Regions from separate parts of the Homo sapiens genome. Here region 2 is linked to region 1. A link is a loop called in an ENCODE intact Hi-C map of the cell type or tissue named here. Cell type or tissue: endothelial cell of umbilical vein. All regions are shown on one strand. Links, peaks and the distances in the headings refer to the core of each region. The heading gives the core; the rest is flanking DNA. Region 1 has its middle 110 kb from the start of PLEKHG1. Region 2 overlaps PLEKHG1 (pleckstrin homology and RhoGEF domain containing G1).

Region 1 (5,382 bases), core at 68-5,067:
CCTGTCACCTGGACTGCCTGACTTGGTAGCGCCTGCTATTTATGCCCCAGCCACTTAACTGCTTAGCAGTTTTCCTTACTGTAAAAGTACAAGAACCCACTTAGCACAGCCCAAACCTTCTTCATGGTGTGCAACAATCTCATGGCATCTCCTACAAGTTTCCTAGTTATCCCAAATTAGCCATTTATCCATAGACAGTGTCAGTTCTCAAGCTTTAATAAGAATCATTGGTAAGCGTGTTAAATACAGATTCCTGGGCAATCACTGTAAACACTGGATTTTGTAAGTCTGTGGTGGAGCACAGGAATCTGTGTTTTTCAACAGATCACTTAGGAGATTCTCATACAAGTGATCCAATGACTGCACTTGGAAATGACTGCACTGCTTTAAGAATAGTGTAAACCTTGGAGCCTATTAGACATGCAGAATCTGGGGCCTTACCTAGGACCTGCTGAATTAGAACCTACATTTTAACAAGATCTCCAGGCGACTCATGTGCCTGTTAAGTTTTGAGAAGCACGTTAATTTTGAAAGAACATCCTCATTGTCTGAAATAACCTGGAAGAGTAAGTAGAGTCTTTCAGTTCCAAAGGTGTTCAGTTCAGTTCTAAAGAATCGCACGGAAGAATCACACAGAAGAAATGCATGGACTACATATTTTAGTAAGAGTTTTATCATTGCTTTCAGGTTTTAATTCAGTTTTACAGTTCTTGTTGAGAAATACCGTATACTAAACCTCATTCTCCAATTTGGTTGCCTTCTCGAGGACATAAGGGTTTCTTGCTGAGCTCTTTTTATCCTCTGTTTTACACAATTATTTTGGGAGGTTGCTGGCTCACCAGGGAAATAATGTGCTATTTTCTATACAATATAATTTTCCTAACTCTACATTTTACATATCGGGTTCATGCCCTCACTAAATTCAAACATTTTATTTGTTTGCTTAAGGCAAGACATTGGGGTCATTCCCCAAACAAGTATCTCATCTGATGAAATCAGGAAGGTGCTTCTGGTGTCAAAGGGAAGTGTCTCATCTCCAGGGAGGGACTCCAACTTTTTGGCCGGGGGAGCAAGAACATCTGTTTCAGTCGTGATCCGTCCTGTTGGCTGAGCTGTCGGTGGGGGTGTTTGGGATGCAGCCCTGGACCTTCATCGGAAGACACTGCTGTGGTCATCAAAGGATATTTGCCATGGAATCCAGGACACACCCATAGGGAATAAATACACAGTTATGAAAAAATGATTACCAATAAAATAGTGACCTAGAAAGGCCCACAAGCTGGCTCAGGCCCTGGCTTTTTCTCCCCTCTTCTATTTTTACTCATTGGAAATAGACAAGAACATTTCAGAAAGAACATCCTCACTGTCTGAAATAATCTGGAAGAATAAGTACAGCAGTTCAGTTCCAAAGGCATTGTGGATACTCCATGTGTATTTTCATCAGCTGGTAACAATTTCTTAAAAACAAGACTTGATATGTGGCATTTTGCTCCTCAAGTCCATTTTAAATTATCTGTCCTCTCACCTAACAGGTTATAGGGAACACCCAGGAGGCCATAGGTATGAGGAGAGGCAGAGGCTACAGTAGCTCAGAGATCAGCCACGTGGAGTTCTGAGGCACTGTATTAGTCTGTTTTCATGCTTCTGATAGAGACATACCCAAGACTGGGCAATTTACAAAAGAAAGTGGTTTATTGGACTTACAGTTCTACATGGTTGGGGAGGCCTCACAATCATGGTGGAAGGCAAGGAGGAGCAAGTCACATCTTACATGGATGGTGGCAGGTGAAAAGAGAGCTTGTGCAGGGGATCTCCCATTTTTAAAACCATCAGATCTCGTGAGACCCATTCACTGTCATGGGAACAGTAGGGGAAAGAAGATGATTGAATCATCTTCTACTGGGTCCCTCCCACAACACATGGGAATTATGGGAGCTACAAGATGAGATTTGGGTGGGGACACAGAACCATACCGTATTAGGCACCTTCTCATGTAGCTTACTTGAGGAGATTCCCTCTCCCCTCTACACACACACCTTCTCCAACCTGATCCCAAATGAAGCCTTTCCATAGCACCATCTATTGCAACTGGTCTGAGACCTTATGAATCGGTGGACCTAACATGCCCAGCTCATGGTCAGGGACTCCTCTTTCCTGGGACCCTTCTCGTTCCCACTGAAATTTATGTATCCAGTTTGAATCTATTTTCTAAACAATATAGCCATTGACCTTTTCTCTTAGGAAAATAACAATTAAAAACACAAAAATCTGCTCAGGCCGAATATAGCCTTCAGGAAATACCCTTAAGCTTTAACCAGTGCACAGCCAGTCACTTGGTGCTTGCTGTAAAGGAATTTATAATGGGAAAACAATGTTCCCCAGGAAACTGGTTTACTTTCAGACACGTTATTAGACAAAGGGAGTAAAGGAGAGTCAGGGAAGTGAGCCAAGAAACCTGTGGGGCCGAGGGCTGCATGGCTGAGTCACTATGTGGGCCTGGTGTGCCAGTCCAGCAAGAGTGGTGCGATTCTCTCACATCTGTGTCTGTCCCGAGCCAGAGACCTGACCTCCAGCAGACATCCTTAGAAGGGCGCCAGTCCAGTCTTCTCATTTCACAGAGGAGGAAGGTAAATTTCGAATCTCAGGGGACTTGCAGGGATCACCCTCGCAGCTAATGATGGTGCTGGAACCCTGTGCCACCAGAGGCACAGAATGTGGGAAGCCATGCAACCACAAGGAGGGAGGATGGAAGGACCTGAGGGGCCAGCAAGAAGGTGGGGCCAGTGAGAAGGCAGGGCCAATGAAAAGGCAGGTCAGTGAGAAGGTGGGGCCAGCAAGAGGGTGGGGCCAGTGAGAGGGCAAGTCCAATGAAAAGGCGGGTCAGTGATAAGGTGGGGCCAGGAAGAGGGTAGGGCCATTGGAAGGGCAGGGCCAATGAAAAGACAGGTCAGTGAGAAGGTGGGGCCCGAGAGAGAGGGTGGGGCAAGAGAGGGGTAGGGCCAGCAGAGGGTGGGACTAGTGATGGGGTGAGAAGAGTGATGGGGCAGGCCAAAGGCTGTATCTCTAATGTAGAAGAACCATTGAATTTTGAACAGGGATGTAAGGTTACTAGCTGTGAAATTTGAGGCACATCACCTAATGTCTCCAGTATTACCTGGAGCAGGCAACATCTTTTCCATCTACTAAACTTGGAACTTCTCAAGGGAAATTATGAGTCTTGGGATGTCATAAATGTCCACATACGAGGTGATTATGGCAGTCAGCCCTTGCATTAGCAGAGGTGAGTCCCATCACGAACCAGCAAGTCATCCTCCTGGTGTCATTTCTTCACCTACATACAATAAGGGTTGGATTAAATGAATTATGAGATCTTTTCCAATTCTAAAAAAAAATTCTGGTCCTGAGGTAAGTTTTCAAAATTTATTTTTAATTATTATACATTTAAAAAGAACAAAACATTTTGCTCTTCAATGGAGAGGAATCAGGCCAGACAGCTGCACAGGAAAAACAGATGTTTAAAAATACATTTTATGGATAAAGTGTATTTTTTTTTTCCTTTTCCTGGTTCCTTTTGACCTGTGGTTTTTTGGTTTGACCCTTGTTGTGAAAACAGAGCTGGATACACACGTATTTCTTAGGCTTCCTAAACTCCTGAAATAGAGCAATGCAGGAACACCTGCTGAGAACGTGGGGAGGGGGCAGGGGGCTGCAACCTTCCACATCCAGGAAGAAACCAGGCTGAGGTCTCTGTTCTGGAGCCATTAGTGACATGACCTCAACTAAACATGTGAAGGACTTTTTCAAACATCACTTATGTCCCCTGACCAAATGTGTCTTGGGGTCTTCAAAGGTTCAGGAGAAGCCTAGGTTAGAGCTCAAGTATTCACATTTGCCCAGGGCTAGCACAGGGTCCATATTATTTCTATTAAGGAGATAGTTTAAGCTCGCTTGGCAAACTGGGTTAATGACTAACTGGGTTAAGTGACTCAGATAAAATCCCCACATCCTGACTTGTGGTTAGACATTTGACTACCTTTATCTCAAAGAGTTTGAATCTTTTTTTTTCTCGTTGAAGGTTTTGTAAAATAAGGTGCGGATATTGCACTATTTTACCCATCTTGGGGATAGTGAAAGAGTCGTGGAGCTACTGTAAGTGGTACATTGAATGAGCTGAATTCAGCATGATGTCAGCCAAAACCTCTGGACCCCAGTGAACTCACTCTGGACCAGTTGCTCTGCCTGCCTCTGGACTGAAACCTGGCCACACCACCTGGGGAGGGGAAGGGAGGAAGGAACTCTGAGCTGCCATATAGTCTCGATGGAGCCTCAGCTGACCCCAGAGAGTTTTGAAGTTGGGATGACCCTTCAGAGATGTCCCCATTTGGCAAGGGGCCCAGGCCTTTGTTCTCCCACATCTGTTGGCCAATGGCTGCTGGCCTCCCCAGGAAGGCAGCATGGCCTCTGGGAGCTGATAGCTGAGGGCTGTCTGCAGGCGGCAGTCCTAGCGGCAGGGCACCAACCCTTCATCCTGCCTCAGGACATCCCAGTGTCCATACAGGGAACTGGAGAAAAAGGGCACAATCCTTAGCTGGTACAGGTGTAACCTGCCATCGGAGACTTCTGGCAGATGTGCAAGTGCAAGCTCGTCTTCAGTGAGGAGCTTTTGGGGTTTCCCAAAAGATCCCTCCAAGGACCTCTGACTGCAGTTCCTTGCACAGACAGTGCTTCTCCGGCCAGCTGCCGTGGCCCCACACAGGCCTGGGATTTTTGTGTGCACTCCTCTGTGGGATCCCTCCCCTCCCAGGTGCTCCTTTAGCATAGGAGCTCCTTAAAGATGACTCATGGCTAGACAATGTCCCCACAGTTCATGTCCTGCTCCTTGGAAAAAGGTACCTTTGTCTCACTCTCGGTGACCAACTATGCTGGTTTTTCCAGGACCGTCCTGGTTTTAGCACAGAAAGTCTCACTTCCCAGGAAACCTTTCAGTCCTGGCAAACCAGGGTGGTGGGTCGCCCTAGAACATATGGACCTGAAACAGCCACACCTCTGCACTTCAGCTGCGGTGTCACACAGGAGGCTTTTCAGGTGTGAATTAAATAGCATTTCTTATGCCCATCAAACTCCAGCGACTTATGGAAAGCCTTCCAAATGGCCAGTGAAGCCCCTCCTCAAGGCTTGCGTGGTAGGGGAAGTGCACAGGCTATGACCCTTGAAGTCAGGGGAAAACAGAACATGAGGGCTGATGCTCCAAAGCAAGCCTGCCTCTCCCAGAATCCTCAGTGTCTCCTGACACCTTATTTAGCCTGGAAGTGGGTCATGGGCTACGGTTTACAAAACCTATCTCAAAACCCGCTGGTCCAGCTGCTGGGGGTGGAGTGAGGT
Region 2 (5,382 bases), core at 305-5,304, 180 kb before region 1:
AATACTATGTAACCATAAAAAGGAGTGAATTAACAGCATTTGCAGTGACCTGGATGAGATTGGAGACTATTATTCTAAGTGATGTAACCCAGGAATGGAAAACCAAACATTGTATGTTCTCACTGGTATGTGGGAACTCAGCTATGAGGACGCAAAGGCATAAGAATGATACAATGGACTTTGGAGACTTGGGGGAAAGAATGGGAGGGGGGGGCAAGGGATAAAAGCCTATAAATATGGTGCAGTATATTCATGGGTGATGGGTACCACTAAAGAACTTACTCATATAACAACAACAACAATAATAAAATAACACAGAAAAAGAAGCAACATAAGCGTTAACATTATGTCATTTCCCTCAGCCAAATGGACTATGTGGGGTCAACAACCAACAGACCCTTTAGCTATCTATGTATGCTCATGTGGCCCAGGGTTTCCCCACTCTTCCCAGGATAAATAGGGAACTCCAAAGTTTTGCTGAATGAGCACAAGAATGCAAAAGCATTTTTTATTACCCTTAGTTCTAGGACTGACATGTTGGTACAACTCCAGGGGGCGCCCATGCTCAGATTTGTGACTGGTACTGGTAGCGCATGCTGCGGCTGTGTAGCGTAGGTGGCTGCCCTGCTCAGGGCTTCGATGTTGTCCTTCTGGGTTAGCCTTCCATCTCTGTGCCTTGTTCTTAGGTTTACTCTTTATTACAAACGCAACGTTTATCTTATACATGGCTTTAAAAATATGAACAAATATGAACAAAATAGAACATATTCCTTATAAAGTCAATGAAATAAAGGTCAGTGGAAGGCTATGAAAAGAAAAACCTGTGTAAGTTGATTTTTTATTAGAAAAAAACCCACAATGTTACTGATTTTTGAAAATTGATTCCTCATTGTTTATTTACTTTGAAAACATAAACATATGTGAAAATACTGTATAATCAATATTTTTCTTCTATCAAAATCCATGGGGCTTATGAAGAAAAATAAACAATTATCTCATTGAGGACCAAGGGTAAAAATTAATAAAGCCACTGTTTTCTTTAAACACAAAAATCCCTTAGTTATCCCAGGAATGGTTTGAAAAGGAAATTAGAAATACATTTTAGGATCAAAATCTGGGTTATGGCAATGTCCACATGAAGAGCATTTTTGGTAAGGACCTGATTGAAGTTTAAGAAATCATTCTTGGCCAGGCATGGTGGCTCACGCCTGTAATCCCAGCACTGTGGGAGGCCGAGGTGGGTGGATCGCCTGAGGTCAGGAGTTCGAGACCAGTCTGGCCAACATAGTGAAACCCTGTCTCTACTAAAAATACAAAAAATTAGCTGGGCGTGGTGGCAGGCGCCTGTAATCCCAGCTACTCGGGAGGCTGAGGCAGGAGAAACGTTTGAACCTGGGAGGTGGAGGTTGCAGTGAGGCATGATCGCGCAACTGCACTCCAGCCTGGGCAACAAGAGCAAAACTCCCATCTCAAAAAAAAAAAAAAAAAAAGAATAATTCTTTACACAGCATAGGATGATGCCGAAAGGACTAAATACACAGTTCCAGTAACTTTGACATCGAGTAAGGTATTAAAAGTAATTTAGGCAAAAATTTAACCCCAAAGAACGTCGCGTTATTTTATCCATTAGCTAAAGGGTTAATTCTCCCCACAGACTGAAGCCTTATGGGTTCAAGCTGATGCAATTATAAGGGAGTTAGACATCAAACTAGGTCAGAGAATGACCTCGGTAGGCAATCAAAAACCATCTCAGAAGCCTCTTCAACCCCCCATCTATCCAGGCAAAAGTCATCTTTTCTCCTCACTCCTACTCATTCTGTACAGCAAAAACACATCCCAGCTATCTACAGTGATGTGTCTTCAAGGCTTTCTCCCCTCTCTATTTGAGGGCTAGATCTAAGTCAGGAGCCTCCTTTTGTCTTTCCTGAACCCACAGTGGGGCTGTGCAAATGTTTGAGTTAAAAAATGAACATCAGTGTTTACAGGGATCTTATTTTAGGCTTTCCTCAGAACTAAGTAGGGGAGAAACAAAGAAAAGCCTGCAAAAAAAGGCCCTAGTTAAACTGTTTAAAAATAAATCCAGATTAACAATGGCATGGAGTCATCACTGCAATAAAATGCAAAGATGACGGCCAGATACTTGAGCTACATTGCTCACAATAATTCAGCTGCCATTTTATTTATATTTAAGGTCAAATAAGACAAATCTTGTTTTGTATTACTTTGTACAAAGCAGGGGGACTAGAGAGAATTTTACATTTCATATCATCAGAAGACTAAAATATTTTTCCAGAAACAAATCAAAATTTAAATAAGTGAAACATGAAATTTTTAACCTTTACCATACTCTGCCCTACAAATAATCAACTTATTTTCAGTGATTACACATAAAGCATTCCGGTTTTAAAGTCCTTTGTGCTAGAGTTTCAGGTCCGGCCTGATTAGGAACACTGCGCCCAGCTGAGTGGAATGTGGAACTCCTACTTGGTCATCGGCCAGCAAGACTCCATGGCAACCACTATGTTTCGACAGATCAAAGGAGAGTTGAGCACTCAGGAATTGTCTCAGACTACCCAATAATAGACACTACATTTAATATGAGTACACTTTCTCAAATGGACCATTAAATTTTATTGTAGAAGAACTCAAAATATCATGTACAAAAATTCCAGAAACTTACAAAGGGAACTGTTGGCTCTCCAAGAAAACCATCATTCCTTTTTTTGGAACTGGACTACAGGGAGTTGAAAAATCTTTGAGGGAGCCATAAAGAATCCAATCACTTTTTACTTTGTTTAGATGGTGTTCTAGCTGTTGAAGGCTCCCATGATAATTTTGTGTTCTGTTTTTAGCAGAAGTTACAGGTAGGGCAGCCAATGCTTTATGTCTGCTTTTGGCAAGCACAAGCAACAGTGAGTTTCTCACTTCAGGCTATGTGTGGGCACATGAAACCTTCACTAATTCAAAGAAAGCTTTCACAGCCAACAGCAACCAGTTTAGAAAAACAGCAATGAGACTTTCGGCATCAATCTTCACTTTCATATTCCTGGAAAGACCTATTGCACGTATTTTAGCCGCCCTTGTATACAAGATAATCTTCAAACCTTCTGCTCTGAATTCTTTTTTATACACACATCTTACAAAAAGACAAGAGGCCTTGAACATTTTAATACCTGCTGATGGGCTGGAAAAGCTTTTAAAGGAATAAGTAGCACTCTACCACAAGAAGACAGTATTTTTACTTGTGACTGCTGATGGATTCACTATCCCTTGTAGTTCTAAAGGAGAGTCACCTCTACTTTTCACAGTTTCATTTATTTGCAGACTTCTGAATTCAGCTTTTCTAAAAGTTCTCTAGCAGCATAGAGGGTGTGTGAGGAAAACCGGGTAATATTATTTCCTAGGCAATTTTAATGCAAATTCAATGCAGGAAAATATTCCTGCTTGAATTAATAAAACATTGTTTAGCCAAATCTGTTGCAAATAGGAAAAAGTAGACTGCTATAAATAAAAGTAATAAACCACAGGAGGCTGTCCTTGGATTCTGTACTTCAGACTACTATTTTCCAAGATACCTTATGATCCTAAATTGTAACAAACAGAAGTATGTTCTGCCTTGAACCCCATTTTAGTGTCATATTAAGACAACATAATGCTGTTTAGTACATATATGTTGAAAACACAAGACTTGGCTGAACAGATAATAGAAACAGCCTTTTCAGAGTCAATCCTTAGTCAAAGGCTAAGTATTCACAAAATCATATGTAGAAACTCTTTTTAAAAAAATTATGTCCGCAGCAATATAATATTTAAAAAGACTGGTGAGCAAACATTTTAGGGATGCTAAAAACTTGAAATATTAGTAGTTAGCTAACTAAAGGTGATGCAGACCCAACCCTAATATATGTTTAGACAGGCCCAGTTTTCATGCTATATGATTTAAATAGCTTGGCATCCCTAAGCATTGTACACACACACACAAACACACACACACCCCCTTTTGGAGAAAATTTAAAAATCTTATCAGGCTGGGCGCAGTGGCTCACGCCTGTAATCCCAGCACTTTGGGAGGCCGAGTTGGGTGGATCACGAGGTCAGGAGATCGAGACCATCCTGGCTAACGCGGTGAAACTCCATATACTAAAATATAAAAAAATTAGCCGGGTGTGGTGGTGGGCACCTGTAGTCCCAGCTACTTGGGAGGCTGAGGCAGGAGAATGGTGTGAACCCGGGAGGCGGAGATTGCAGTGAGCCGAGATTGCGCCACTGCACTCCAGCCTGGGCGACAGAGTGAGACTCCATCTCAAAAAAAAAAAAAAAATTATCAATGCAGCTGGTATGATGGCAACTGTATGAAGCTAGAAGGCAAGATATCTTGATTCCAGCTCAGTCTCTGACATGAACTTGCTGTGCACGTTTGATGGTATTGCCAGCTCTCTCCAGACTGCAATTTTCTCATCAATAACATGAGATACTTAGGAGTAGGTCTTTTCTGTGTCTGCAATGAACACCTAGGTACTGCAGAGGTGAGCAAAGGGAGTGGTAGAGACACTGGGCTCATTGGTTATCTGATCCTGCCCCAAGCAGAGAAGATGGAGCAAGCTGGCAAACAGACGCAAGTTAGCAATGAACGGACCAACACAGCCGAAGCAGAGGGAGTGTGGGATGGGGAAGTGACAGGAGCTGCAGCTGGTCAGACCATGGAAACCCTTGAGGGTGGGAGACAGTGTTATCCTGTGGCGAACTCAGTGTAATGAGAGGAAGGCCAAGTTTATGCTTGTTCCTAAACTCTCTTCCCTGGGCGCCATTCCAACCTGAATGCATCAGTTGACTTCAGACAACCACAACTCCATTGGATTGCAGAAAGTGGAACATCTGACCCTTTTAATACATTTTGTCCAGGAAGCTGCATTATATTTATAGAACTTGACTCTTTTCATCCAGAGTACTGCCAGGGTAGAGGAAGGACTCAGAAGAAACCACATATTTCTGTTGCTATGCTTTTGTTTTTTAACAGGAAATTGTTGTCTAAACGAGAGCATTTCCAACGTGGAAAGACATGAGGGGGACATCAGACCACCTACAGGATAACCATTACACAGGAGAGATGGAGGCAAGGCCCCACCCCATCATGGGCAGATGGCTCAGTGAGGCCAAGTTTATACATTATGGATTCCTTTAGCCTTAACTGTGCCTTCCCCTTATGACTGAGCTCCTGTGGGCTTCCCATGCTACCCCAACCAACTCCCCTGGTTGGCCAAATCATAGGGAATAAAGGGACAAATGCCAGAAGCAGCTGGGAATTTTACCACTGATTCTATAGTTGACAGAAACCAGAGCATTTCCCCAAGAACCTGTGCTGATGCAGTAAAGAAACTGAAA

Evidence for each region. Peaks named below come from ENCODE experiments on the same cell type or tissue, not always from the same donor. Only the 100,000 strongest peaks of a DNase experiment are listed, where the experiment ranks them.
Region 2: a loop joins it to region 1, with 4 times the contacts of the local background. A loop is called at or near these places in 3 of 110 quality-filtered maps.

The regions. Positions count from the first base shown.
Region 1 is chr6:150,490,218-150,495,599 of GRCh38, reverse strand. No RefSeq gene overlaps it. Among named protein-coding and RNA genes, the nearest start is that of PLEKHG1, 110 kb to the left of the region's middle. In endothelial cell of umbilical vein, for the core only: no CTCF peak of the experiment used is centred there; a DNase peak (open chromatin) is centred at 2,429; H3K27ac peaks cover 468 bases.
Region 2 is chr6:150,665,702-150,671,083 of GRCh38, reverse strand. All of the region lies in intron 2 of PLEKHG1 (pleckstrin homology and RhoGEF domain containing G1), which reads right to left. Among named protein-coding and RNA genes, the nearest start is that of PLEKHG1, 69 kb to the right of the region's middle. In endothelial cell of umbilical vein, for the core only: no CTCF peak of the experiment used is centred there; a DNase peak (open chromatin) is centred at 2,493; H3K27ac peaks cover 686 bases.